Regions from separate parts of the Homo sapiens genome. Here regions 2, 3, 4 and 5 are each linked to region 1. The links are chromatin loops, found by intact Hi-C in ENCODE. Cell type or tissue: Caco-2. All regions are shown on one strand. Links, peaks and the distances in the headings refer to the core of each region. The heading gives the core; the rest is flanking DNA.

The links. Hi-C counts contacts between places; a loop is a spot of excess contacts. Peaks named below come from ENCODE experiments on the same cell type or tissue, not always from the same donor. Only the 100,000 strongest peaks of a DNase experiment are listed, where the experiment ranks them.
Region 2: it touches region 1 in a loop (4-fold over the local background); 3 of 110 quality-filtered maps call a loop at or near these places.
Region 3: a loop joins it to region 1, with 2.8 times the contacts of the local background. A loop is called at or near these places in 7 of 110 quality-filtered maps.
Region 4: it touches region 1 in a loop (2.3-fold over the local background); 10 of 110 quality-filtered maps call a loop at or near these places.
Region 5: a loop joins it to region 1, with 5 times the contacts of the local background. A loop is called at or near these places in 10 of 110 quality-filtered maps.

Annotation. Positions count from the first base shown.
Region 1 is chr10:14,601,337-14,607,279 of GRCh38, forward strand. The region is part of intron 2 of FAM107B (family with sequence similarity 107 member B); the gene reads right to left. Among named protein-coding and RNA genes, the nearest start is that of MIR1265, 170 kb to the left of the region's middle. RefSeq lists an enhancer at 634-803 and silencers at 2,473-2,692, 2,923-3,422. In Caco-2, for the core only: no CTCF peak of the experiment used is centred there; DNase peaks (open chromatin) are centred at 855 and 3,155; H3K4me3 peaks cover 3,353 bases.
Region 2 is chr10:14,700,610-14,706,552 of GRCh38, forward strand. The region is part of intron 1 of FAM107B (family with sequence similarity 107 member B); the gene reads right to left. Among named protein-coding and RNA genes, the nearest start is that of FAM107B, 71 kb to the right of the region's middle. In Caco-2, for the core only: no CTCF peak of the experiment used is centred there; a DNase peak (open chromatin) is centred at 2,522.
Region 3 is chr10:14,667,918-14,673,860 of GRCh38, forward strand. All of the region lies in intron 1 of FAM107B (family with sequence similarity 107 member B), which reads right to left. Among named protein-coding and RNA genes, the nearest start is that of FAM107B, 100 kb to the right of the region's middle. In Caco-2, for the core only: no CTCF peak of the experiment used is centred there; DNase peaks (open chromatin) are centred at 2,842 and 3,564.
Region 4 is chr10:14,496,009-14,501,951 of GRCh38, forward strand. No RefSeq gene overlaps it. Among named protein-coding and RNA genes, the nearest start is that of MIR1265, 62 kb to the left of the region's middle. In Caco-2, for the core only: a CTCF peak has its summit at 3,112 (motif pointing right); DNase peaks (open chromatin) are centred at 3,123 and 4,353.
Region 5 is chr10:14,533,490-14,539,432 of GRCh38, forward strand. All of the region lies in intron 2 of FAM107B (family with sequence similarity 107 member B), which reads right to left. It overlaps LOC124902381 (a long non-coding RNA gene), which reads left to right. Exons shown (of 3, transcript XR_007062063.1): 3 at 939-4,358. Among named protein-coding and RNA genes, the nearest start is that of MIR1265, 100 kb to the left of the region's middle. RefSeq lists an enhancer at 3,705-3,774. In Caco-2, for the core only: a CTCF peak has its summit at 3,601 (motif pointing right); a DNase peak (open chromatin) is centred at 3,642.

The sequences.
Region 1 (5,943 bases), core at 570-5,569:
ACGTTTCCTAAGTACTTAGGGTGAGGGAAACTTCAGATGGGTCAGGCCCAGCCCTTCTTGAACTAGAAAGGAAAAGGGGAGAAAAATGGTTTGTTTCAAGAAGGAAAAGCAAAAATAGGCCATGATTAGACAAGGGAACTATACAAGGAAATGCAGCAAGGTCTCATGAGGTCATCCCAAGGCCACACTCGACCCCATGATGCACACAGAGGACATCCCACTCCACAGCAGCTTTCCCACCCCCGAGTGTGCCCCACAGCACACTAGCACCCATAGTCACCTTCTCTAGGCTGAAAGAAGAGTGACAACTCCCCCAGATAGCCGGGGACTTCTACAAATGCCCAAAATCTAGATCTCACTTACCCAAACTCCCAACTCATTTCCTTAAAACACTTGCACACAGAATTCTGGAGGGAAGGGGCAGAAGGTAAGTTAGGAATAACATTAAGCCATATTCCTCATCTTTCCTCTTTCCATCAGGAGAGAAGTCTTCTACCCCTCCACCATTCCCAAAGAAAATCAGTAAAACTCTTTTCCACCTTTACTTGTGAGATTTTAAACAATTAACAGTCAAAGGAAAGATTCGATGAATGAATGAATGAATGACGGCGTCCATCCTCCCACATCAGGAACAAGATTTCACATGTCAGTTTCTCAGAAGCGCAAATCAAGTCCATTTTTAACCACCCAAGGAAGGGGATCTCCAGTCCCCTGGGGTAGGAGATTGTGACATTTCCTATTGGAGCTTCGTTTGACTTTTGCAGACAGAAACACATCACGACTCCTGAAGGAATGCCGATCATCAGAGCAGACTGCATGCATGACTCATTCACTCACAGGCTACTACTGCACCGCAACACTCCCCTGAGCGTGTGTGCAGATTAAAGCGCCCCGAGTGTCAGGAACTGCAACAAAAATGCACCTGAGTGGACACAGCCACAACTTCCTTCTTGTAGATTCTTCTAACTTCAAAATGTATTGCATCATCCTAATGATCAACCTACTTCTAAACGGTTGTCTCAAAGACCTCTATTTTGCATATTAGAGAATTCAAAAGTCCAAAAATGTTACAAGAGGAAAATAAAAGTATGTAATGACAAAAGCGTCCAGTGGCCAAATCTGTGGCTAAAGAACGATTTTATTTTAAAAGAACATACACACTCAACACAACTCACGATTCTCAGGAAAACCCTTATTTTACTTTCTCAGTGCAAGGTCTTTAAGAAGCCAGCATGCACCCGGTTGTACAATCACTGCTATTCCTTGTTCCACAAACAAGAATTCCTTTCCATCACATATTTCTTATGAATCTCAGAACACAATGTTACCTTTAAAATATTTTTAAAGCTTAAAGATTTCATTTAAAGACAAAAGTCAATCCCAAATGACTCCTGAATTCAAAAATATAGTCCATGAAACTTTTTTGTCAGCCCATTCTTCCAAATAAAGTGGAAATTTACATTGTTTTTCCTGTTTCTTTCTTCTCCCTTCTGTACAGGTGGTTATATGCAAACCTATAAGAAAATATATTTCAAAACAACTTGTCCGTATTAATCTTGGATGTAAGTGGCATACCAATATTGTAGAATTATCATGATTAAATATATTTTAGGCTGATGTGGCTGGTCAGTAATGCTCTCATTTACCACCCCACCCTCTTTCCCACACACACACACACACACACACACACACACAAACACACTATGGCTGCCAAGTCATAAATTAAGCAAAGATGCCTTCATCCTTAGGGTGTGTTTGGGTGGTGAGCATATGAGTGGTTTTTTTCTATATATTTTCAATTTTTTAATTAATATATAAAATTTTCTCATGAAAAGTTTTAAACCGGAAACCAGCAGCGCTAAGAAATCTTCTCTGGACAGGTAGCCCAGACACTATTTCAACTTAAAGCCACTTGGATAGATAGAATTTCCAAAGTGATGTTAGGAAAACGTGGCTGGAGGAGAAAACCGATGTACTTGATAGCAAGAAATCGCAAGTTTAAGAATGTGAAGTCCAACAGCCCTCATTCCGTTTTTCTTTGACCCCTCAAAATCGCACCCATCCTATCAAGTAACTTTGCTCCGCTGTCATTGCCTAAAATCTTTGGGAGGGAGGAAGGAAGCAGGCTTGGTACCTTGCAGCAGAGAATGAAATCTACAGTTTACCCTCTCAACCTAATTCCTCTTGCAGATTTCACAAGTGGTGGACACCATCCCCTACATAACACTAACACTTGGCCATACCCATCAGTGCCACCTCCAAGGGACCTAAAGATGCCTGGGGGAAATTACGGAACCCAAATTGAATTAGGACTCCTTGTGTGTGTTACACCACCCCATATGCTGGGTTCACTGGAACAGGGGAGAAAGAGAAGAGGCAAAAGAGGAAAAGTTACTTGCAGACTGGAGTCAGTGTCACGGCCACCGTCGGCGCGGGGCAAACCTCCCCGGCCCCGGCTTTGTCTGCCTGGCGGGGGCTGGCGTCGGGGCGCGACCCGGTCCACGCCGGGCGCCGCGGGGCGAGGGGCGCCGAGGGCGGGCATACGGCGCACACGGCCAGGCAGTGCACACCGCGCCGGGTAGGGCTCCCCCGCGGCAGCGCCGAGAAGGCAACAATGAGCCGGGCGGCCGCTGGGCCCCTTCCCCGCAGCGGCCCCCGCCTCCGCGGCGCCCCCCGCACGGCCCCGCCGCGTGCCCGCCCTGAGCCCCGGCACCTCCCGGGCGCCGCGCGGGGTGACCCGTGGTCCCCGTACGCCCGCTGCCCTCCCGCGCACGGGGACCCCCCACCCGCCCGGCCGCCCGCCCGCCGAGAGGGTCCCCGGAGCCGGGGTCGGGCAGGGCCGCCGCCCGCCTCCCCGCGCCCCTCGTCTTTGTGTGGAAAGTAAGTGCGGGAGGCGAACCTACCTCGGCGCGCGCACAAAGGCGCGCGGCTCCCTCCCAGCTCGCTCCCGGCGCCCGCGGCGGCGCCCAGCGGCCCGACTGCTCGGCGGCGGCCCGAGGCGGCGCGAGGGCGGCTCCGGGGGCGGCGGCCCGGCCCGCAAGCCAGTCCGGCGCAGGGCGGCTCTCGCTCCCCGCGGCCCCGCGCGTCCGAATTAAGCGGCGGGGCGGGGAGGGGCGGGGCGGCAAGGCCACGCCCCCAACGCGCCCCGCCCTGGCAGCCCCGCCCCCGCCTTCCTTCCACGGCTCGCGCGCGTCGGGCGGAGATCCAGAAAGGCCGGGCATCCGCGCCGGGAGGGGCACCAGCCGGGGCTGCAGCGCTCGGCCTCCGGGACTCGGTGGGAGCGAGGGCTGGAGGGAAAGCGCGGCGGCCCCGGATGACCGGGAAAGTGGGAAGGCGGCCGCGTGGGTCACAGCCACAAAGCTCCGGGGCGCTCACTCTCCTTTTTTCTCACTCCCTCGTTCCCTCGCTCTCTCCCTCTACCTCTCTGTCTCTCTCACACACACATTCTCTCTTCTTTTATCTCTTTCTCTCTCCCTTAATCTCTTTCTCTCTCATTGTCTCTCTTTCTCTCATTCTCTCCCTCATTCTCATTCTCTTTCATTCTTTCTCTCTCCTCTGTCTCATTCTTTCATTCTCTTTCTCTCTCTGTGCTCACCCCCATCTCTCTCTCTTATTCTGTCTCACACACAAAGTACCCAAGAGCGTCTCGCTCCTGGGTGTCCGGGCTCCGTCTCCCCGGCAAGTCTGCGATGCTAAGAGGCCGTCCCCATAGAAATCCTGCCAGTTCCTCTTGGAAGAAAACGCAGACAGAATCAGGGAGGAAAAGGAGACATTTGTTGTAATTGTACAAATTTACGGTCAAGCCAGGACCCAAAACCCGGTGACCTGGAGATTCACCCATTTTCCTCCCCTCCCTTCATCAAAGGGTAATTGGAAATTTAAATATGCAAGAAAGAAAGGGTTTATTCCGCCTCTTTGCTCTCTGATCTCCTTTTCTTCAGCTCTCTTACAAGTGCTTTTCTGGCCAACCCTAAGGCTCTGAGATTACAATCTACTTGAATCACAGCAGGTACAAAATCAGGGACTGAAACAGTTATCGGTTTCAGCGTAGCAAAAAGGACAACAGGTTCGTGGATTTTAGATCAAAAGCTTTTTAACTGTCTTGGCAACAGATGACTAAGGGCTTATTTATGGGGAAATTTTTCTGACTAAGACAGTTTGGGTCATAGTCATACTGAAAAGTCACATCAGTTACGGATTTTGGTAAACAAATTACTTATTCCAAAGATACCTATCACACACCATGCTCTAAGCCACAGCCTGCCAGCCAAGTAAGGGTCTGGCCATCCCTGGGTCCCTGGAACCCACTGAGGGGTGGAATCCCTGCCAGAGAACTTAAAGAAACTCCTTCCCAGCTGAGGAAGCTGAATTCCATGAACTTTATACATGGTGTTTCCTATGATTCTTCCTTCTCTCTCGTCCTTGAGTTGTGTTTCTGTTCTTAACAATGGCTCCACCAGTCACCAAACCAAAACCTAGGATCCAGCCTAAACTCTCTCCCTCCCCACATTGGCATCAACTCCAAGGTTTGTGCAGTGTGCACAATTCCTGGCTATCTCCCTCCCCCTCTGCTGGCACCGCCACTGTTGCCTTTGGGCTCAGTCACAATATGGTGGCAGGGGTTTCCTAACTGGCCCCAGCCTCTGGTCTAACACATGCTTTTCCTCTCAACTTTCTGGGGTGCAAGTGAACTTTCCAGGTGCAAGATGCTCAGTTTCCTCCTCTGCTTGAAACACTTTAGTGGATGCCTGCTTCCTGCTACATGATCAAGTCGAAGCTCCCCAGCAAACATCCAAGGCTCCACTCAGCCAGAGTGCCGTATTTGCTAAGTGGCCCTGCTCTGTGATGAAGACTGGATGAAATAATGAATATATGGCCTTGTCATGCTCTTCCACGGGCTTCCCCTCTGCCTAGCAGACCTTCACCAATCCCCAAGAGCTCCTCTCCTCTCTGAGAATCAGTCTTCTCTGGAAACCCTTTCCTGACCTGCTCACACTAAATGGATCTTTTCTGCCCCTCCCATACCCGACATGGTATTGGCGTTATTGCACTGTATCGTAAATATGTGCCTCTGTGAGCCCAGAGTTGATGCTTGACATATATACATATCTTTATACCCTCTTGCCTAATGTAATATCTGGCATATGGGAAGTGTTATGGACTAAACTGTGTACCACATACCCCTATAATTCATATGTTGAAGCCCTAACCTCCAATGTGACTGTATTTGGAGACAGGACCTATAGGGAGGTAATTAAGGTTAAACAAGGTCATAAGGGTGGGACCCTAAGCTCATAGGTCTGGTGGCCTTATATAAGGAGGCAGAGACACCAGATCCCTCCTTCCTTCTCTCTTCCTCTCTCCCTCCCTCCTTCCCCTCTGTCCCTTTCCCCACTCTCTCTTTCTCTGCCCAAACACAGAGAAGAGGCCACATGAAGACACAATGAAAAGGCCGCCAACTGCAAGCCAGAAAGAGAGGCCTCACCAGAAACCAACCCTACTGCCATCTTGATCTTGGACTTCCAGCCTTCAGAACTGTGGGAAAATGAAATGTCTTGTTTAAGCCACTCAGTCTAGGGTATTCTGTTACAGCAGCCCCATCAGATGAATAGAAAAAGCATGCACTGGATTCGAGATTCTAACCAAAGATGCATTGGATTCAAGATTCTAAATCCCATCCCAGCAGTGAGCCTGACTTCTCCATACAAAGTAGCCTGGACAAACATCTGTGATGCAAGGCCACAGGCAGAGTGTGTGAATGTGATAAGTGACCACGGTCTTTTCCCTGCCCCGTGAGAGAAATAGAAACAAAGGCTCGTTCCATACTCTGGGGTATAAATGCCTACAGGCTCAAAGTCACGATGCTACCTTTTGCACCAGGTACCATAATTTCTTTTAAACCAAAAACAAATAAGAGCAAATATTTACTTTGAATTTATTAAT
Region 2 (5,943 bases), core at 281-5,280, 99 kb after region 1:
TCATCCTGAGCTTGATCCATGATGTGGAATCTGCTGCAACTCCCTCTACATCCATTTTCTGACATAAACAACAATGATGCTTTTTTCCCCCAGATGTTGAAACAGACTAAATAACCATTTTCTGCTGGCAACTCTGACAGCTGAAGCTACTTGAAATCACACCAGCTCTGGATCAACTACAGGCCCAGCTGGTCACTTGGATGCTGATGGCAAGAGGCAAAAAAAAAAAAAAAAAAAAAAAAACGCACTAGGGTGAGTGCAAAAGTAGAGCTATGCTCACTTATAACCTGGGGCACACACACACATCACACCTCACCCCACATGTGGCCCCTGGGGTGCTGTAATCCAGCAAGAGCTTTCTCTTGGTGCCAGGACAAGGACCAGAAGTGAAACCTAGTCATATTTTCCTTGGAAAACACTCTCTCCACCACTGCTTTTTTATGGAAGCATTGAATGCCTCTGATTTTAAGCCACTTCTATTAAGACATTTTTTAATGTCCTAATTTCACCTTATGTTCTCTGACATTGACAGGGACAAGGTTAATCTCATTTAATTCCCTGGAATAAATTTATTTTTTAAAAGCTTAATGCCAGGCAGAAACTCTTCATTTTATTATTTATTTCTTATTTTTAATTTTATTTATTTATTTTTTGAGACAGACTCTCACTCTGTCGTCCAGGCTGGAGTGCAGTGGTGTGATCTCGGCTCACTGCAACCTCCACCTCCCAGGTTCAAGCGATTCTCTAGCCTCAGCCTCCTGAGAAGCTGGGATCCCAGGCATGCCCCACCACCCCTGGCTAATTTTTGTATTTTTAGTAGAGATGGGGTTTTACCATGTTGGCCAAGCTGGTCTTGAACTCCTGACCTCAGGTGATCCTCCCACCTCGGCCTCCCAAAGTGCTGGGATCATAGGCATGAGCCACCATGCCTGGCCAAAAACCTTCATTTTAAATAGTCCTCACAGCTCCAAGAATATAGACCTATCTCTCACAGAATCATCGAAAGGGAACTAAAAGGAATGCCAAAGTCATCTCCCAACATCATCTTGTGTTACGCATCAGGAAACCAGAAAGAATGCAATGACCGGCCCTAGGCAAAGAGTTGTTTTTTTTTTTTCCAACAAAAAGCATGGCGGACAGAGGCATTGTATGATATCAAACCTGTAACCTTTGGAAACAATGGCGTTTTGTAAAACTCATCCCTCTGCTGGCGTGTGAAAAGAGCAGGGGAGTCCCTGGAACCTGGAGCAGGGCTGGAGAGATTCAGGAATAGTTCAGTACACTGAAATTTACTCCTTGGCCAAGAAAATCTAATAAGACAATTTTTGCAACAAAAGCAGTCTTCGAAAACAAACTTTCAGAGGTTCAGGATTCCTGCTGCAGCAATAGCTGCCCACCCAAAAAACATATTGCAGAAATAAAAATTCCTGTATTTCTTCTTTTCAGATGAAGAGCAGGGAATATACTGATAAGTAAATGCAAAAATGACAACAATTAATTTGTTCCACAAACGAGTGCATTTCATGCAATATTCTTAAGGAACAAAGACACGCACATAGCTTGTTTATGCTCATCCACAATATTTTATGTATTTGGAATATATGTACATGGATATCCTAGGACTCCATCTTAGGCTCAGCATTTTTCCTAAGACAAATGAAGTTAAATTAACCTTTTGCTGGAATGTTGTTGCTCCTTTTCATAAAGTTTTTGATTCAATATTCATGTATCATTATTTATTTTATGTTTATTTTATTTTTTTTGAGACACAGTCTCACTTTATTCTCAGGCTGAAATGCAATGGCACGATCTTGGCTCACTCCACCTCCTGAGTTCAAGCGATTCTCCCGCCTCAGCCCCCTGAGTAGCTGAGATTACAGGCACACACCACAACACCCAAATACTTTTTTTGTATTTTTTAGTAGAGATGGGGTTTCACCATGTTGGCCAGGCTGTTCTCAAACTCCTGACCTCAGGTGATCCACCCACTTTGGCCTCCCAAAGTGTTGGGATTACAGGCATGAGCTGCTGCACCTGGCCAAAGTGTATTATTTTAAAAATTTAGTAGACAGCCATGCATTTGGTGCTTTGCAACAGGAAGATAAGCTCTCCCATAGCAGAATAAGTTTTGGGTTGAAGGAGTACAGCGAAGTCCACCCCAAAACATGGCTTCCTTTTAAAATGAGTATTTTGCCCTCAAAGATCAACAGACACTGGAAGAGGCTTCTCCCCTACCTACAGAAAGACCAGACAGACCCACCAAGAATTGTTTTTCCTTCCTCTCCCTGTTGTCTCATTATCTATTGCAGTAAAAAAGACCAAGAATGTCACCGGACCTGATCGACCCTATTACAAAATCATGTTTATCTCTCAGGCTCATTCAGTTTCCAAAAAGAACTATTTACAAGTTAATCTCTATTCCCCCACCCATTCATTCTCCCAGGTAATCAGGTATTGCCCCTCAACCAAAGTACCTATATTCCCCATCTCTCCCTCCCCTCTGAGGTAAGGCCACAAAGGTTGGGCCCCAATGGGATATGGGATCATCACTGTGGCTCTCCCCATGTGCGTGCTAATGAATTTGCCTTTTCTCCTAATCATCAGCCTTTGTCAGTTGATTTTTCAATGAACCCTCCAAGGGCAAAGGGAAAGATTTCACAAGATTTCCCTTTGCTCCTACAAAGTCTTCCTAAGTTTGTTTCCTTTTCCTTCTTCTTCTTTTTTTTTTTTTTTTTCTGAGACAGAGTCTCTCTCTGTCCCCCAGGCTGGAGGGCAGTGGCATGATCTTGTGATCCCGGCTCACTGCAACCTCCGCCTCTGGGTTCAAGCAATTCTGGTGCCTCAGCCTCCCAAGTAGCTGGGACTACAGGCGTGCGTCATCACCCCTGCTAATTTTTGTATCTTTAGTAGAGACAGGGTTTCACCATGTTGGCCAGGCTGGTCTCGAACTCCTGGCCTCAAGTGATACACCTGCCTCGGCCTCCCAAAGTGCTAGGATTACAGGCGTGAGCCACTGCGCCCAGCCCAGGTCTTCTTAAGTTTGAAAAACACACAAAATAAAAACAAATCTTTCAAGAATGACACTGACTCATTTTAAGTCTTCTTTGAATTATAACAAAATGTGGTATCCAATTCTGCTTTAGCAATCAGTCAGGAAAAGCTTCCAGTTTTCACACTTACATCAGGACTTGATAAATGCTGTCTCGATTTTTTTAAGGTTGCCATTTATGAGCAGCTGATCATAATAAACTGCAATTTCTGTTTCTCCCCAGGTTCTGCAGCGACTGAAGGGCTTGAGTAGAGAACCAGGCGTGATGATTTAAGAGCAAACATTTTTAAAGGGGGAGAGGAAAAGAAAGAGAAAAATGCTAAAATGTTTGGACAGAAAACTGGGTTCTCCTCCCAGTGGGTATTAAGTGAACCTTGTGGGTTTTGCACAAACCTTTTGAGAGAAACAGCAATCATGGTTCCCATTCTACAGATGGTAGGAGCCACCTTCTATGCTCTGACAGTACATCCAGGTGGTCTACCTGTACATCACTGAAGAATGTTAAATGCCCTTAGAGATTTTAAGGCTTAGGAGAAATCCGATCACTTTATTTTCTCCTAAATTTGTAAATTATCAAAGAGGCTAATTGTAAAGGTTTAGGTAAATTGCTCTGTGTGTGTGTGTGTGTGTGTGTGTGTGTGTTAGTATGTATCAAATAAATACAATAAATGAGTCATCCAAACACACAGGATCAGGTTTTAACTAATAGCCAACAAAATGCTAAGTGTCACAGAAGAATCCAATAACAAACAGTTTCCAACTGTTTACCCCAAAAATATTGTGTGGTTGTAGCCTATCTTCAAAAAGGTGGGTCTACCCAGAGACAGGTCTCTGACAAAATCTACAAATTATACAGAGGGGACGCCCAGCCAAGACTGGGCAGCCTTCAAAGTTCAAGATGGTTAAAAATTAAACTGCATATTTAACTGAATCTAAGGTGAAATCAAAATAGTATAACACATACAATGAGCAAAAATATTTGTAAATAATGGATCTGATATGGGATTAATATACAGAATATATAAAGAATGCCTACAACTCGATAAGAACAAAACAAACAATCTAATTCAAAATAGGCAAAAGGGCCAGGTGTGGTGGCTCATGCCTGTAATCCCAGCATTTTGGGAGGCCAAGGCGGGTAGATTATTTGAGATCAGAAGTTTGAGACCAGCCTGGCCAACATGATGAAACCCCATCTCTACTAAAAATACAAAAATTAACTAAGCATGGTGGTGGGCAACTGTAATCCCAGTTACTTGGGAAGCTAAGGCAGGAGAATCACTTGAACCCGGGAGGCAGAGCTTGCCGCGAGCCAAGATGGCGCCACTGTACTCCAGACTGAGCAATGGAGTGAGACCCTGTCACAAAAAAAAAAAAAAAAAAAATAGACAAAGGACTTGAATAAACATTTCTCCAAAGAAGATACACAAATGCCAATAAGCTCATGGATTGCTGCACCACATCACTAATCATTAGGGAAATGTAAATCAAAACCACAATGAGATACGACTTTCACACCCATTAGAATGACCACTATTTAAAAAAAAGAAAATAATAAGCAGTGATGAGAATGTAGAGAAACTGGAACCCTTGTACACTGCTGGGGGAACTGTAATGGTGCAGGTGCTATAGAAAACAGTACTCATTCCTAAAAAATAATTACACATACAACTACCCTATGAGCCAGCAATTAGACTTCTGCATATTGACCCAAAAGAATTAAAAGCAGAGTCTAGAATGGATATTTGCACACCCATGCTCCTAGCAGCATTGTCTACAATAGCCAAAGGTGTGAACAACCCAAATTTTCCCTGATAGAAAAATGGATAAACAAAGTGTGGTCTAGCCATACAATGGAATGTGATTCAGCTTGAAAAAGGAAGGGAATTCTGACACACACCACAACATAACTGGATCTTGAAGACATTATAATCAAAGAAATAAGCTAGCCACAGAAAGACAAATACTATATATGGTTCCACTCCTACAAGGTCCCTAGAGTAGTCAAATGCATAGAGAGAACAAGCAGAATGATGGTTGCCAAGGGCTAGGTGGAGAAGAAAAGGGGAAGTTGTTTAGTGGGTACAGAGATTCAGTTTTTTGCAAGACGAAAGAGTTCTGGAGATGGAGGGTGGTGATGACTGCACAACAATGTAAACGTATTTGATGCCACTTGTGATCTGAGAGGCCAAAACAGATGCCCTTTTGTCAACTAAGAGAAACTCTAACGTTAAGGCAACAGAAGTTACCTACAGATCAAGGTTTCAGGACCCAACCGGCAGGGCAAATTTCTAAATTCCTATGGCTTACAAGAAAAACCGCACTCTTGCTAAACTCCTATACAATAGGAGCTATCAGGCAAATTAACATACCCTTCCTAATTCTGATTTACAACCCAGACCACTACAACTCTGTTGAACAGAGGATTGGCCTGATAAACATTCTTTCCTGATAAGCAACTGCAGACCTTAAGCCAGTTTCAGCAGCTCATGGAGGCTGTGCACAAACTGTCTTTGTGTCCTATGCTTAACCTTTTGATATATACCACCTTGTTCTATTTTATTTTAAGAGACAGGGTCTCACTCTGTCACCCAGGTGGGAGTACCGTGGTGCAATCATAACTCATTGCAGCCTCAAACTCCAAATTGTTTTTTTTTTAAGACAGCTAAAGTATCCCTCTTGCCTCAGCCCCCCAAGTAGCTGGCACTACCAGAACACACCACCATGCCTGGCTAATTTTAAATTTTTTTGTAGAGATAAGGTCCCACTATGTTGCCCAGGCTGGTCTTGAACTCCTGGCCTCAAGGGATCCTCCCACCTTAGCCTCCCAAAGTGTTGGGATATCTGCCTCATTTTAATGCTAAAACTTCACCCCAAAGTGAACTGGGATGTAT
Region 3 (5,943 bases), core at 580-5,579, 67 kb after region 1:
CTATTCACATGGTAGTGTCTATGCATGTTGTCCCTGGAGTGGTGCAACCCAGGGGCCCCCTGTGACTAATATATTTGAAGGCACCCGTGACTTAGAAATGATGGTGACGGGGTTTTTTTTGTTTTTTGTTTTTTGGGTTTTTTTTGGTGGAGTCTCACTCTGTCACCAAGCTGGAGTGCAGTGGCACAATCTCGGCTTACTGCAACCTCCAACTCCCTGGTTCAAGTGATTCTTCTGCCTCAGCCTCCTAAGTAGCTAGGATTACAGGCATGCACCACCAGGCCTGGCTGATTTTTTTTGTATTTTTAGTAGAGACGGGGTTTCACCATGTTGGCCAGCATGGTCTCGATCTCCTGACCTCATGATCTGCCTGCCTTGGCCTCCCAAAGTGCTGGGGTTCCAGGAGTGAGCCACCACACCAGGCCAGGTTTTTCATAAAATAGAAATGCCACCAGCATGGTTGAACAAGGAGAATTATGTTTTGTTTTTCATCACTCAAGGAACTGATTTCATGTACTTTCGAAAGTTCCATCATTATTCACAGTTATATTTTTATCTCTAAGAAGGTAGGTGTACACATTCTTGTCTGAGTCCTGGTATGATATTCTTTAATGACAATGGTTGTCACTGCCGTGACACTGATAAAAGTAGACCCCATTAGAAATGAGGGAGATAAATTAAGAGGAATATCTAAATGATCCTTTTCTAATTTTGCCTGCAAGATGACTTTACGCCAATTAATTTATTTGTTTTTCCCTTCATTAAACAAATATTTGATGAGTGTCTGCTACGGGCTATTTCTGTGGGATCTTAACCTTTAGGCAGGATACCTTCTAACATCCCTTGAATTATACTGCAGGAAGTTACCTACTCAGCTTCCTTCCTAGCCTGGCAGGAAGGCTACTGTGCTTACTTTGTTCTTTCTAAGAATTTAGCCCAATAGAAGATATGCTAGACCATAATAAAGTATATGGGTGTAGGGTTCCATAAATAAAAACTGGGGCTATTCTATAACCAGAGTGAAAAAATTGAATTCAAAAACTGGTATTATTCATTATAGGAATACTGTCTCAAATTTGCCCTGAGTTTGCCAGTTCTTGGTAATATCTCACCTGGATTAGAACCCACCAGACTCTAGAGCTCAGGTAGTAAGATAAAGAAAGGTCCAGGCCAGTTGTGGTGGCTGACACCTGTAATCCTAGCACTTTGGGAGGCCGAGGCGGGTGGATTGCCTGAGCCCAGGAGTTCAACACCAGCCTGGGCCATATGGTGAAACCCCATCTCTACAAAAAATACAAAAAAATTAGCTGGGTGTGGTTTTGCCTGCCTGTAAATCCAGCTACTCGGGAGGCTGCGGCAGGAGAATCACTTGAGCCTGGGAGGTGGAGGTTGCCGTGAGCTGAGATTGCACCACTGTACTCCAGCCTGGGCCACAGAGCGAGACTCTGTCAAAAAAAAAAAAAAAAAGGAAGAAAGAAATGTCCTTTTCGAAGGAAATCAGTATATCAAAGGGATATCTGCACGCCCATATTTATTTGAGCACTATTCACAAAGATATGGAATCAACTATCAACTTGAACATCCATCGCCAGATAAACGGATAAATAAAGAAAATGTGGTAAATATACACAATGGAATACTATTTGGCCATAAAAAAAAGAATGAAACTCTGTCATTTGCAGCAACATGGATGAAACTGGAAGTTATTAAATGAAATAAGCTAGGCATGGAAAGATAAATATCTGTTTGCCTTTCTCATATGTTCTTATTCTTGTTGCATGTTCTTACTCATATGTGGGAACTAAAAACATTGGTCTCATGGAAACAGAAAGTAGAATGATAGTTACCAGAGTCAGGAAAGGGTGCGGTGTGGGGAATGAAGAGAGGTTGGTTAATGGTTACAAACATACAGCTAGATAGAAGCAATACATTCTAATGTTCATAGCAGAGCAAGGTGACTACAGTTAACAACAATGTATTGCATATTTCAAAGTAGCTAGAAGAGAGAACTTGAAATGTTCCCAATACATAGAAATCATAAATACTTGCATAATGGATATCCTAAATGCCTTGACTTGATCATCACACATTCTATGCATGTAAAAAAAATCACAAGTACCCCATGAATATGTAAATATTATGTATCAATAAACATGTTTTTAAAAAGAAATGTCTTTCTTAATTCATAAAAACTGGTTTCATTAAATTGCCATAATTATCAACTTAGAAGTGAATTGATTTCACCTGTGTTGGGAACAAATGTTTTTCCAGAGATCAAAAATCATCTCCAAATATTCATCATCAGAGACCATTTCTAAAAATGTGTCCTACTTTTAAAACCCATAGAATAGTATTGGCATAAGCAATTTGGGTAAATAAGGCCTCAGTTCAATTATCTCAAATGTATGTGTTGTAAGAAATTTTAATGAAAATTGCCTCCAAAATTACATATTTGAAGTGGGTATGAATTAATAGTATACCAAAGAATGTGTAAATAACAGAAAAGCCCCATCACACAGCAAATAAATGCAGTAAGTCATTTCTTGTTTCACAAGGCCTGACAGAACAGTATATAATGAAAACATGAGGAATTATTTTATAATACAGCCACAGGGGAAGTCTCTTGAGAGGCCAAAATAATCCAAATAAAGTCATTTTCAAGATGAAAAGACTCTCCCCTTTGAGCCAGTAAGACTGTTTACTTTTTTATTGCTCTGAATTCCAGAACTGTGAAATAACATAGCCCTTTAGCTCTTCTCCAAACATATTTATTACTCCATCTTAAATAGCCCCTCCCTAAGGTTTCCCTTTGACTAGTAAGAGTTGCAAAGTCCCGCAACAATCTGCAGAGGGAAGGATGTTGGAAATGCTCTTGGTTGGAGAGCTTTCAGCACAGAATAAACAAGCATCTGTCCTCACTAGTATAAACTATGTTCTATTTAGAGAAAAGAAGCTGAGCTCCTTCAATTCTTGTGTCTCTTCTCTTCAGCGCAAGTCTGCAATTTGCTGAATGCGTTCGTAGTGGCTTTTTCCCAGCAAAGCTAGAATAAAATGACAACAGTCCAACTGTAGTAGACATCTGTTGATTTTGCTGCCTAGTACTCACTGACTCACTATCTAGTAAGTGTGTCCTGATTTCCTCTTTAAAGCCATCTCATCCCATCTCATCCCACTCTTAAAGAACTGTGGTTTTCTGTGCTCCGTGAAACCGACTCCTTCCCCACCATCCCACTCCAGGGGTGCAACATATGACCCAGGCCCACGCCCATCAGTCTGCTGCATTTCCCTCTGATTGGTAGAGCGGCTATGTTGTTCCAGGACTGTTCCTTAGTTCAGCTAAAGACAGAGTTCTTTGTCCCATGGCCACGAAAATTAAGGCTTGCAGACAATTTGAAAAGGCTCGCCAACAATTTGAATGGTGAGTAAAACAGGGTTTTATTGGGTGAAAAGGAAGAAAAGGGGGAAACAGGGACTCTTACTAGGTCAGAGTCCCTGCTACAACCCTTCCTGTTGGAATCCCAGGTTACACACAGGAAGAGGAGGGGCCAGGCTCCTCCCTGATGCAAATGGCACGAGCTTCCCGAGGCTCCACCCCAAGTGGGCAGGCTGGTTGGAGGTTTTCTGGGGACCCCCTCCCATCTCGCTGTCTGAATGTGACACACTCAGGGTTAGTGAGACCTAATGAGATTTTTCTCTGGACTTCTGGGAAAATGACTCCTGTTCTTATTATCCACTGGCCCTGAAACCAGAGACAGGGGTTGCAGCTGCTACTGTAGGCACCACCTTGTTATCACGTGCGGCTGAAACTGAAGCCCACACAAAGGAAGGCAGAGCCAAGAGATGCTCCAATGCTTTCTTCTGTTGATATCAACTAAGCCCCAAATTCAGCCACGCCTGAAGCAAGATTAACCCTGGACTTTTCCGCATAAGGCAGCTAATACACTCCCTTTTATTTAAAAAAAAAAAACAAAAAAACAAAAAAAAAACCCTCTATTTCTTTTTAAATCAAACTGATTCCTATCAGGTTTTCTGTCACTTCTAAAAGAATGAGTCCTAACTGATACACCAGTGTAAGAACTCCAGCTCTGGGAAATCAGGAGTCAGGCATGCATTGGTTCTGTACATTGGTTCTGTACCTCCCCTGCCATCATGAGTTTTTTTCTTTCTTTTTATTTTTTATTTATTTATTTTTTTTTTTGAGGCAAAGTCTTGCTCTGTTGCCCAGCAGTGGCGTGATCTCGGCTCACTGCAGCCTCCACCTTCCAGGTTCAAGCGATTCTCCTGCCTCAGCCTCCCGAGCAGCTGGGATTACAGGCACCTGCCACCATGCCCAGCTAATTTTTGTATTTTAGTGGAGACGGGATTTCACCATGTTGGTCAAGCTGGTCTCAAACTCCTAACCTCAGTTGATCTGCCCGCCTCGGCCTCCCAAACTGCTGGGATTACAGGCGTGAGCCACTGTGCCCGGCCCCATCATGAGTTTTACAATGCTTATTAAATCAAATGTGACCACGATGATGTACCAAGAATGTACTATTAAAATTTGTCAAACAAATGGACTTTTCATTTACAGTCGTGTGTTGTCACTTTACAACATGAATATGTGTTTGTTTGTGTTTCTAAACATAGAAAAGGTACAGTAAAAAGATAGTTTATAACCTGATGGGACCTCCATTCTATATGGGGTCTGTTGCTGACTGAAACATTATTATATGGCTCATGACTGTATTTTCCTTGAGGACTAATCCCAAGATGCCTCATTGAAAGGGCATGTGAAACCACACTAAGTTTATACTTAGGGAGTTCAAGGTAAGATTTTGGTACAAATTAGCTTCTTTTCCTAAGGTTCACCTGATTGAACATTAGTAGAAATAAAGAAAGAAGGAAGGAATAAAAAAACTTAAAAACACGAACCAAATACATTCACCAATGTACATCAAGTCATTTTCCTTTGGCCTCATAGTTGGCAACATTGGGAGTTAACATTTCACTCTAGGGCAGCAAGTTTAGAAGCAAAAAGGTAGTTTGTTGGAGACAGAAATAGAATTCCTGACCAATAATTAAAGAGGCTTGGTTCCATTCTTTTAAATGGACACATAATAATCATAGATATTTATGTGTACATGTGATATTTCAATACATGTATACATGTGAAATGAGCAAAGCAGGGTAATTAGCCTGTCCGTCACCTCAAACATCCATCATTTCTTTGTGTTAGGAACATTCAATATCTGTTCTTCTAGCTATTTGAAAATATACAATAAATTATTGTTAACTAGAGTCACCCTGCAGTGCTATAGAACACTAGAAACTATTCCTTCTATCTGGCTGTAATTTTGTACTCATTAACCAACCTCTCCCTATTTTTCCTTCCCCCTAACCTTCCCAGCCTCTGGTAACCACTGTTCTCCTCTCCACTTCCATGATACCAACTTTTTCAGCTCTCACATATGAGTCAGAACATGTGGTATCTGTCTTTCTGTGTCTGGCTTATTTCACTTAATATAATGTCCTCCAGGCTCATCTATGTTGCTGCGAATGAAGGATTTTATTCTTTTTTTAAATGTCTGAATAGTATTCTATTGTATAAGTGCCACATTTTCTTTATCCCTTCATCTGTTGATAGACACTCAGGTTGATTCCGTATCTTTGCTATTGTGAATAGTGCTGCAATAAACACGAGAGTGTAGATATCTCTTTGACATGCTGATCTCCTTCCCTTTGGATGCATACCCAGCAGTGGGATTGCTGGATCATATGGTCGTTCTATTTTTAGTTTTTGGAGAAAACTTCATACTGTTTTTCATAACGGCTGTACTGTAGGAGTTCCCCTTTCTCCGTATCCTTTTCGGCGTTTGTTATTTTTTTGTCTTCTTGATAATCGCCATTTGAACTGGGGTGAGATGATATCTCATTTTGGTTTTGATTTGCATTTTCCTGATG
Region 4 (5,943 bases), core at 685-5,684, 110 kb before region 1:
CATGCTCCACCTACCTAACTCATCTACCAAAAAGAGAGAATCGCCCATCACTAGGCTCTTCTTTTTAACTTACTTCTGGGCAACGCAACCCCTTTTTTCTTCTCTGCATTTATTTGATTTTAAATTGCATGAGCAATTTACATTAATATTTCTCTGTAGCATTCACAGTTTTCTGCTGGATTGGTCCAGGTCCAATTTATAAGCATGGAAACTGATTTCCAAAATCAATTAAGTGGCTCCAAGGAATGAGACTGCAGAGCCAAGATGCGAATCTGAGAATCCTAGGATTGGAAGGGACCTCAGAAATCATTTGGTGGCTTTTGTTGTACCATTGAGAAGGTCAATAGGGAACAGCCAGTGAGGGACAGAGCCCCAGCCAGAATCAAGGGTTTGACTGCTAGGTCAGCTTCCATTACCCGGAGAGATTTGCCCCCAATAGGAGTCACTTCACTGTTGCTTTTTAAAGATCTTTAAGGAGGGAAATGCTTGCTTTTGTGCAAAGTGTGCATAGTGATAGTTTACAGTTTCAAATCTCTAAGTCAATAACAGGAACATTTCCCCATATAGTGACCCTTGGTTGAAAAGGCAAGTTCAACCACTGTGGAAGACACTATGACGAGTCCTCAAAGATTTAGAACCAGAAATCTCATTTGACCCAGCAGTCCCATTACTGGGTATATACCCAAAGGAATATAAATCATTCTATTATAAAGACACATGCACACGTATGTTCATTGCAGCACTATTCACAGTAGCAAAGACATGAAATCAACCCAAATTCCCATCCATGATAGACTGGATAAAGAAAATGCAGTACATATACACCATGGAATACTATGCAGCCATAGAAAGGAATGAGATCATGTCTTTTGCAGGGACATGGATGAAGCTGGAAGCCATTATCCTCAGCAAACTAACGCAGGAACAGAAAACCAAACACCGCTTGTTCTCACTTTTAAGTGGGCACTGAACAATGAGAACACATGGACAGTGAGAGGAACAACACACACTGGGGCCTGTCGGGGGAGGCTGGGGAGGGGAGAGCATTCAGAAAAATAGCTAATGCATGCTGGGCTTAATACCTAGGTGATGGATTGATAGGTGCAGCAAACCATCGTGGCATGTGTTTACCTATGTAGCTACACATCCTCCACATGTATCCCAGAATTTAAAATTAAATTGAATTTAAAATTAAATTATATTAAAAAGAAAAGGCAGAAGCAATTATTAGTTAGCAGAGAAAGTGGCCTAAAATCACAAAGAAGAAAACGCTTGTGCATAAATGAATACTTCATACTCTAAATCTGTTTACATTTTATGAAGAACTTTTCAAAGGATCTGCTGGCTCATGTTTCTCTGATGTTTTATAGTTTACAGAGCAGTTTCTCCTGTGCTGTTTCATTTACTACAATTCAGCAAACCTTTATTTAGTTGAGACGGCTGCAGCTGTTTACCAAGGCCCTTGCCATGTGTGCAGGGAGACAAACATGTATACAACCTCTATCGTGCCTGACAGGCATGACACTTTCGAATGAGGCTTCCAGCACTGGCAGTGGGAAAGCAGTTGCACCACGTGGGTGTCAGGAGCAGTCTCACGGGCAGGATGCTTGAGTCAGCTCATCTGCAATTGGTGAGATTTCACCAGGAGGCCATGAAAAGGCCGACCCACCAGATGCGAAGGGAGGGAAGGTGCTGCATTGCCCGGGAGGAAGCAGCATGGCAGTGTGGCCGAGTGGGTAAAGGCGCGGGCTCCATAGTCAGAGACCTGGGTTTCAGTTCCAGGCTGCTATTTTTTTTTTTTTTTTTTTTTTTGAGACGGAGTCTCGCTCTGTCGCCCAGGCTGGAGTGCAGTGGCGCGATCCCGGCTCACTGCAAGCTCCAAATTCCGGGCTGCTATGTACTAGTTGTGTGACCTTAGACATATTCCTTTACTTCTCTCTGCCTCAGTTTCCCTGTAGATAAATGGGGGAGGGGTAATAACACAACATCACTCTTAAGATGAATATGCAAATTGATCTATAAAGCACTGAGCAAAATACTTGGCACATGGTAAATGTTACCTGTTGTTGTATCAGAAAACCATAAGTAGCTTGAGGAAGCTGGCTGGCGTGATTGGTACCGTAGCTTCCATGACAGAGCAATTGAACCTTATGGTATTGACAAGGAAGAAAGTTTCTCTGCAAGTTGGTAAGAGGCTCAGATTTGTGTTTTAGGAAAGAACTGGCCTATTATGAAAGGAGAGCGATTGGAAGCAAGGAATGGAGGAGGTGGGACTTCTATTAGTCACTGTGAGAAATGGCTTCATGCTTTGTCCATTGTGTGTGTGTGTTCATGCAAGTGCACGGGTGTGTGTGAGTGTGTGATTTCTATTTTCCCCATAGAATGTCATCTCCCCCATGGCAGGAGCCCTGGCTTCCTTACACTCCCAGGGCTCCTGCGCCTGGTACCCATGTGCTGGATGAATGAATGTGTGAAACTGCAATTCTCGCAATACTTGACCGTGGGCAGGAGCGGGACGGCGAGTAGGTTTTACAGATGAGGAAAACCACACCAGGAGTCTCCATGACTTCCTCACTGCCCTCACAGTAAGAGGCAGCACTGGGCCTAGAAAAGGGGACTTTTTACTCTTTGTGCCTGAACCTATCATATCAAACTGAGAGGTGTAATCATAATGCTTACTGCTCATGATTTGAACTAGTTCACCTCAGACCAAGAACAGAATATTAGAACTCAATAAATTAATAAACAAATTATAATTATTGTTTTTATAGCGATGGAATGGAGTCTCACTATGTTGCCCAGACTGGTCTCAAATTCCTGGGCTCAAGCCATCCTCCCACCTCAGCCTCCCAAAGTGCTTGAATTATAGGTGTGAGCCAACACGCTTAGCTAACTTTTTAAATTTTTTGTAGAGATGGGAAGGGAGTGGGGGGGGTCTTGCTATGTTCTCCAGGCTGGTCTCGAACTTCTGGCCTCAAGCAACCCTCCCGCCTTAGCCTCCCAAAGTGCTGGGATTACAGGCATGAGCCACTGTGCCCAGCCTATGAATTGCGATTCTAATTTTAAAAACTAAGACGTTCTGCTGGTGCACACTAGATGGCAGCAACGCGCATCATTTTAAGGACGGTGAAAGTAGCGGCCGCATCCCTTGGTAGGGTCTGTATAGCCCTGGCCCTCGGCTAGGGCTGGGTTTTATTATTTCATGTAAGCTTCCCAACCTCTCAGTATTGCAGATACTTAGCAGAAAGGATTAAGTCCCGAGTTGCCGAAGCCTAACGTCACCAACCTTGCTATTGCCAAGAGCAGGCATGGAAAGGTTTTCCTTCCTCTCTGGAGGCCAGCAATTGACTATCTTGCCCAGTCATAAAAGAAGACACTTAGGAGAAGCCTTGATTCCTAGAAACGGCTGAATTAGGCGTTCTTGCTGCAGGGACAAAGGCTTCCTCCGGGCCTTAGAACGGGCCGAGAAAACCTACCATCTGCCTTCCTCGCCGGGAAGGCACCTTGACTTTGGCTGGGCTGGGCCAGCCCTGGACACACTGATGACAAGCGACGCCTGCCAGTGCCCAGCTCCCTCTTTCCAGGCCCTGTCATTTAATGGCAAATATTTATTGAGGGCCTACTATGCGCCAGGCCTTATGTCCCAGCCTCCAACCCCACATGCTTCACCCCCACACTGTCTGTCACTGACCATCCTCCTGTCCCAGGCTCCTCATGGCTCCTGACTGGCTTCCCCACCGCCTGGTCCCACTTCTCCGTTGCCAAGCCAAAAGGGGTTGTCCCAGCTGTACCCAATGCTTGAGGATGTATTAAGGTATCTCTGCCAGGTAGAAAAGGGTAAATGCGTTGTCTTTCCCCAGACAACAGCATGTTGAAATTTTACCGCTACACAGTGGTTGGGACTTTAAAGGTTAATGCAGGGCTGGGCGCAGTGGCTTATGCCTGTAATCCCAGCACTTTGGGAGGCCCAGGGGGGTGGATCACCTGAGGTCAGAAGTTTGAGACCAGCCTGGCCAATAAGGTGAAACCCCGTATCTACTAAAAATACAAAAATTAGCCAGGCATGGTGGCATGGTGGCACATGCCTGTAATCCCAGCTACTTGGGAGGCTGAGGCAGGAGAATCGCTTGAACCTGGGAGGCAGAGGTTGCAGTGAGCTGAGATCGTGCCATTGCACTCCAGCCTGGGCAACAAGAGTGAAACTCCGTCTCAAAAAAAAAAAAAGGTTAACACGGTAGGATTTTAGAAGAGGCATTTGAGGGCAGCTGGACGTTATGGCTTCAAATCATACCACGTGGTGAGGGGTTGTATCTAGGATGGCCCTGGCCCTGCACGTTGGGTGTGTGAGCAACACTGCAGCCACTCTGCCCCACCCCAGAGCCTGTGACTGAGCCTGGACTTCCTGAACTTCATAAATAAGTGTAGATAACAAATATAAACAAAAGAACAGCAATCATCATCATCACTAATGTTTACTAAGCACTTTACATGAATCTCCTCTAACACTTTTTTTTTTCAACAGGACATCTCCCTCTGACACCCAGGCTGGAGTGCAGTGGTGCAATCGTGGCTCACTGCAGCCTCAACTTCCTGGACTCAAGCAATCCTCCCACCTCATCCTCTCAAGTGGCTGGGACTACAGGCCGGTGCCACCACATCTGGCTAAATTTTTTTTATTTTTTGTAGAGACAGGGTCTCACTATGTTGCCCAGGCTGGTCTGGAACTCCTGGCCTCAAGTGATCCTCTCATCTCGGCCTCCCAAAGTGCTGAGATTGCAGGCATAAGCCACTATACCTACCCTACTCCTTTAACTCTTACAACGGCTCAATGAGGCAAACAAAATCATTATGCCCATTTTATTTTACTTTTTATTTTTTGAGATGGAGTCTTGCCCTGTTGTCCAGGCTGGAGTTAAATGGTGCAATCTCGGCTCACTACAACCTCTGCCCCCTGGGTTCAAGTGATTCTTGTGTCTCAGCCTCCTGAATAGCTGGGATTACAGGCGCGTAACATTATGCCTGGCTACTTGTTGTATTTTTAGTAGAGACGGGGTTTCGCCCTGTTGGCCAGGCTGGCTTCGAACTCCTGACCTCAAGTGATCCACCTGCCTCGGCCTCCCAAAGTACTGGGATTACAGATGTGAGCAACCATGCCTGGTCAGTTACGCCCATTTTACAGATGAGAAAACTGGGGCCAAAGCATTTATTTTCCCAGAATCACAAAGCTAGAAAGCGATGGGACTATGATTCAAATCCAAGTTCTCTGATTCCAGAGCCTGTGCTCCTTATTCTATTGCCCACTCAATTTTTCCCCCAAAATCCAAGCCAACATCCAATGTGAATTCCATCTGACCTTGGTTATGGAAAGCAGCCCCCTCCCCGACACCCCCCCCACCCCTGCTCCCACACACACAGCCATTCTATTGAAGGAGACTAGCCCCAGATGCCCCCTGGCTTCTTGCTGTCAGTAGTGAGAATTAGTCCAACAGTTGGAGAAAAGAAGCCACCGATAACTGAGAGTTGGCTATTGCCTTCGTTCTCTGCATTTTGCTCTTGTAAAAAGCAATGTGTGTGTGTGGAGCCTCTAAGTATGTCCATATGGTGACATAGACAAGACCGCGGTACTTGCTTGTGACAACTGGATCTGACCTTCCCTGGAACTCTTAGGAAAATGTAAATTGCTCTTTCGTGGCCCCAACAGCACATTTTGTACCCACTTTGGTCAAGGTCACTATACAAGGAGGATCCTGGCATGCTGGGAACACTTGCTTACCTTGGGGCCTCCCAAGAATCAGCCCATGGATGGAGACTCTGCCCTACTCACTTTTTATTCTCATGCCGACTAGCACAAGGCAGGTACTCGATGTGTGTCAGTTGACACAAAATAAAGTGAGCATGTCCTAGGGAGGTGAGACAATGGGAAAAGGTGGGTCTCCTCTTGAC
Region 5 (5,943 bases), core at 558-5,557, 68 kb before region 1:
CAGCCAGCGCTCAAGCCTGGGTGACTCGCTCTCCTTTACCTGACTGACTCGCTCTCGTTTACCTGACTGACTGGCCCTCTGCAGTCTCAGGCTTTGCCTGCCCTCCGCTTTCCGTCCCCTCATCCTCTGTCCCGCACTCCCACTTCCCCCTCAACTAGAGACAGCATAAGATGCCCACTCAGCCTTTCCTGGACGTCAGTGTTGAGGTGCAAACATGACTTGGGCCTTGTTGCCAGGAGGGAGGTTGAGCTTCCAGTGCACAGAATGAAATGACTTTAGTTCTGAATCTAGGAAACAGGCCCTAGCTTGGGATGTTTTTCTGACTTCTCTTTAGATTTAGTTGCTTGGAAATCTTTCTTCTCACATAGGACCAGTGGGGTGAGGGGCACCCAAGCCTGTCTCCTATTAGAGAGACACGGGCACTGCGAGCCGGTGCAGGAGGGGGGGGCTGCGGTTGACTTTTCAGACACTTGTGGCTGCACAGAAGTGCGTGTAGTGCATTTAGGATTTCAGCCCAGGAGGATGTTTTTCCGTGGGACAGTGTGGTGAAGTATATGTATATGCTGTCAACACAGGGGCAAACATCTTCCTTCTTTTTCACTGGTTTGTCCTTCTTCACAACTGGAGCTGGAAAAGGGGGTGCACAGGAGCCTCTCAGTCTGAGTTAAGCATGGAGACCTTAAGCCTGTCCTCAGAACAGGTGGCATGGTCCCTGCAGCTCCTCATGCAAAGGCCACACTGGGGTCTGGGAAATGGTCATTTAGTAACAAGGGGGTGAACGGGCCGGAGCAACCCCCTCCTTGAGTCTTTGTACTCAGGGCAGTGGTGGTGGCGGGAGAACCATGTGGGATCTGGGTTCCAGCTGCTTCTCAGTGACACCCCGCCCTGGAGCTGTGACTAACACATGGCAATAACCATCACTATGACCTTCTTCACAGCTCTCTTCCCTCTGCCAGCCATCCTGCTCACTGCTACCAACGCTGGAAAATACAACTCTGGTATAAGGCAACTCTTGCGTCTCACAAATCCTATCTTCCGATCAAGCTGAAACAAATGTTCTTGCTCCCCACATCCTCACACCCCGCCTTCCCTCCACCAGCATGCTTACAGCAGCACTGCACCCTCCGAAGGCGTGCTGAGGCTTTTCCCACCGCAGCCCCGGATCTCCACAAAGCCAAACTCACGCATCCAGCAGATCCAAATAAATGCCGCATCTGCCCTGACGCCTTCCCAAATTCTATGGGATGTTCTTTGTTCTTTTTTCCTAGTAATTCGTCAACCACCGCCTTGTATTATAGCAATGTGGATATAAATCTTATCCTCTCTTCACTGCAAAGAACATGTCTGGTTTATGTTCCTATTCTTTTGACCCCTTGGACCTGTTCAGAAAGCATTACTTAAATGAAGTAACAAAGGCATGGGCTAACGACAGAGGGTGTCCCTGAGCCATTTGGATTCCACCGCCATAAGGTGTAGTGCAGAAAGTGGGGTTGAGCGGCCAGGTACATTTCCTCTCTGAGCAACAAGGAATCCAGGAGCCTGAGAGTAAAGATGGGGTAGAAATGTCTAGAGGTACAAGTACTTTGCAAGCAAATATTATTACTGACATGAAACATCATTTCTAGAAATAAACACAAAGATAATCTTGTCACAGTCACTTCACTGGTCAAGTAACTTACTCAAAGTAACTTTTTTTAATGTATTAAGTCAATTAAGGAAAACCAGGACCAGCTCAGTGAAGGAGAAATAAAACTGGTTTGAGATCCTGGACAAATCCTAACTTCCCTGACCCCCAGCTCTCCTATGTGTAAAATGAATGCTGTAAAAACTGAGTAAAATGTATATGCAAAGACTCTCTCTAATCCCTGGCACAAACATGAGAACTCAATAGAAGCTATTATAAGCCCAACTATGCAACCAGCAACATTACATACTTTATTTAGAGGCCTGGAAAACTCTGTATAGGAAACTCTACTTCTCTGGGCTTTGATTTCTTCAAAACTGTAACTTCAGTTGAATGACCCACAGACTTTCTCACTGACAACGTTCAATGGTTCTTGGACCTATTCATGCAACTAACATAAGAAGCTTCTGGAAAGTCTAAAAAGGTCTGTCTATCACACTGCCAAGGTGCTGCATGAAGTTCTGAATGGCTCCAGTCGTTCAGAGTGGGGCAGGAAACAGACAGGCCTGATGACAAGGGCCTCTCGTGCTGTTCTGAATGGAGGGGACTCACTGAAAGATTTTCAAGCTGTTGAGTAATAACAGAATTGTATTTCAGACAGACACACTATGCACTGAAAAATGCTGCCTGATGAGAATTCTACCTTTAATTTCCACTGAGCAACACACGGAAGTCATTATTTGACTCTACTATCCCAGAGCACTGGGAAATCCCATGCTTACAGATGGATTTTGAGTCCTTGCTTTTCATGTTTTTCCCTTTCCAAAGTTCACTCCGGGCCCAGCTCTCTGGCTATCCCAGGTACTTCTGTTGACTGCTTTCCAGAGGTGAATTACCATTCCCTCGGAAAACTTTCACAACTGGGCTGATAAAACAAACCCAGACCGTAGCTGGCTTGCCCCAGCAGACTGCTCTGGTTCCATGTCTGCATATTTCTACATCAAAGAGATGAATTCAAAACCTAATCCTCTAAGATTTAAAAATCAGAATTTACAGATTATGCTAGTTTTCATGTTTACCTAAATATATAAGACCTAATTCTATCTAGAAGCACTAATACTTGAATCCTTTCTAAAACAATCTCTTGGCACGTGGCAACGTGTACAGTTTACAGGTGCGCTACCACCAACCAAAGTGAAACAACCTTTTGAACTGCTAAAACGTCTGGAAAGTTAAAAGTAATTCCAAGATACTTTTGGAGAATCTGTTTCCTAAGCTGTCTCTAAGATTCTGCCAACCCTCTGGCAATACCCTGAGAAACCCAAGTTACGTAAGGTGGAGGCGGCAAACTCCAGGCCGGGTCAGCCTGAAAAGGGAAAGACACCTCTTAGATCCAAAGCCTCTCTCTCAGCACCCACAGTTCCCAGACAGGCAGGAGCCTGAGTTCCGGTAAGAATTTTTCCCAAAGTGCAGTTGGTTTCATCACAAACTCCTGACTTGCCTGGCCCTAAGGCAAACCTAAAAATTTCCATCTTAGACCAGGCAACAGACAAGTGCCCAGGGGATTTCTGTGGCCACCAACCTGGTGCACCAAGGCTTAGAAACGACGTCCCACCAGAGTCATCAGCGTAAGTGCAGAGACGTTATTGTTTCATACTCTGCCAAGCTCCACTATGGCTACGGGACAGTCCTCTGTGGCTTCCCAGGATGGTCATTTAAAACAATGACGAACTCAATAAATTTGCTGCCAATATGTTGTTGTACAAATGCCAAACAGTGATGCTCTTGGGAAAGTATCAAACTCATTTTCTCATCAGTTTTTTCATCCCCCGAAAATGTATTTTTACAAATAAGGCACATATTTTATATTTAGAAAATGGCAGAGGAGGAGGGAGTGACAACTAAGGAGGGCAAGAAACATCCGACAGACATCTGCCTACACTACAGCAACCAGAAGCTGGCCCGAGTGAGGTGGGAACGACCAATAGGTGGCGACACCTCCTCAACTAATGAGGTGTCCAGACCTGGAATGGCAGGTCCGCTTTCCTTAGGACAGCCAGAGTGGAGCAGCCATGCCCACTCCGCCTTCCTGCACTGTAGTCAAAGCACACCCCAAAAGCAGCTGGCCATTCTGAGAGATGCAGGGAAAGGAATCCATCTTGGAGCTGGTGTCCATGTCACCTGGGGGTATATGTAAGCTTCCCCTGTCACTTGGTCCTCATACGGCCCATGAGGCAGGGGTCATGACTTCCCAGTCTCCAAATGAGGCTGACAGCTTCAAGAGCATGGGTTTGGGTGGGGCAACCCGCATCTGCATTCCAGCTTCCTCACTTGCTCTAAGTGTGATCTTGGGTAAGGGCCTTCGCCAGTTTAACAAGGCAACAATGAAAAAGGACTGACAGATCTCACAGGGTTGCTATGAAGAGTAAATAAGAAATGCAACTGCTGGGCTGCGGTGGCTCATACCTGTAATCCCAGCACTTTGGGAGGCCGAGGCGGGCGGATCATGAGGTCCAGAGATCGAGACCATCCTGGCCAACACGGTGAAACCCTGTCTCTACTAAAAATACAAAAAGTTGGGTGTGGTGGCATGCACCTGTAATACCAGCTACTCGGGAGGCTGAGGCAGGAGAATAGCTTGAACCCAGGAGGCGGAGACTGCAGTGGGCTGAGATTGCGCCACTGCACTCCAGCCTGGCGACAGAGTGAGACTCTGTCTCAAAAAAAAAAAAAAAAAAAATGAAATGCACCAAACGCAATGCCTACAACACAGTAAGCCTTCAATAGACATCACCTGCTATTAGCGCTGTCACTGGCAACGAATAAGAATAAATTAGTAACAATAATGCTGTCACTGCTGCCCAAGGTTACCAAGCTGCTTAAGAGCAGGACCAAGATTTGACCTTGAGTCTGTGTAATTCCAAAAGGAAGCTCTTAGGCACTCCATGGGCTGGGATGATGGATGGACGAACCAGATTTGACTTTAACAGAATGATTTCCTGTCTCTCAACAGGACTTTAGAACCTTTCTAACATCACAGCTTTACGATCCCAAACAGAAAACATCTTGCAAAGGATGACATTAAAGTGAGATGGGAGGCAGGAAAGACATATTTCATTAAAATATATCAATATAAATGATTTTTATAAGAATGTTAATGGCAGGCCATTCATAATAGTCCCAAACTGGAGGCAACTCAAATGTCCACTAACAGTAGGATGGGTAAGTAAACAGCGGTGTGCTGACATAGTGGAATACTATGCAGCAATGAGAATGAACTGGCAATTCTGCAAGCAAAGCACAGCTGAATCTCACAAATACAACGTTAAGCAAACAAAGCAAGATGCAGAAGAGTATATACTGCATGCGTCCATGTACATAATGTTCAAAATCAGGCAAAACCAACCTTTGATGTTAGGTGTCAGGATAATGCTTATTTCGGGAGTGAATAGACGGCAGTACCAATGGGGCTTCCAGGGTCTGGAAAAGATTGTTTCTGGATAATACAGATTCTGGTGACACAGGTGTGTTTCCTCTAAACATTCACCCTCAATCAGTACACTTTTTTGGTGCATGCCCTCCTCTGCATGTGTAAGAGTACACGTTCAACAGCTATTAAAATTACTATCCACAAGTCACTTGGTTGCTGCTGCATAATGACAATTCTGTCATTTCATCCATAGTCCATGGGAAGTTATACAGCATAATGGAAAAAAGCATCAGGCTTGAAGACCACCCATCTTGAATTAGAATCCCTGGTTAGGTCACTCATCAATTATTGATTTTATAAAATTATTTAACCTGAGTCTTGATTCCTCAACTGGAAATCAGAGCTAGTACACTTGCATATGCAGAGTTGGTCTCAGCATTCTTGAAAACTCATGGAAAACATCTACCATCCACAGTACTTGCCCACGTGGCAGATGCTCAACAAAGTAGGCAAACAGTCCCAACAAACTAATTCATTACTCTAACTCTCCATTACTTAATGTTCCATCAACATGAAAGTGAATGACCGTATACCGCAAGTACACTAGTTTAAACAAAGAATAATGATGAACCCAATCTTGGCCTCTGCTCATTTTTCCAGTGTGGACAGGGAAGGGAGAAAGTGCTGTGGAAGAAAGAAAATGACTGGAGCAGGATCTCAGAGAGGCTTGTGCCAAAGTTGGGTACCCAAGACCCAGCTGGTATCTGTCAGAAGAAAGTGAGGCTGATGGTCAAGCAATGACAGTTTGGGCTGCTTTCCATGCAAACTAGCAAATTACTCCTGCAACTAAATTTCTTCAGCCTTGTACCTCCCCAAAGTCTGCATCTTG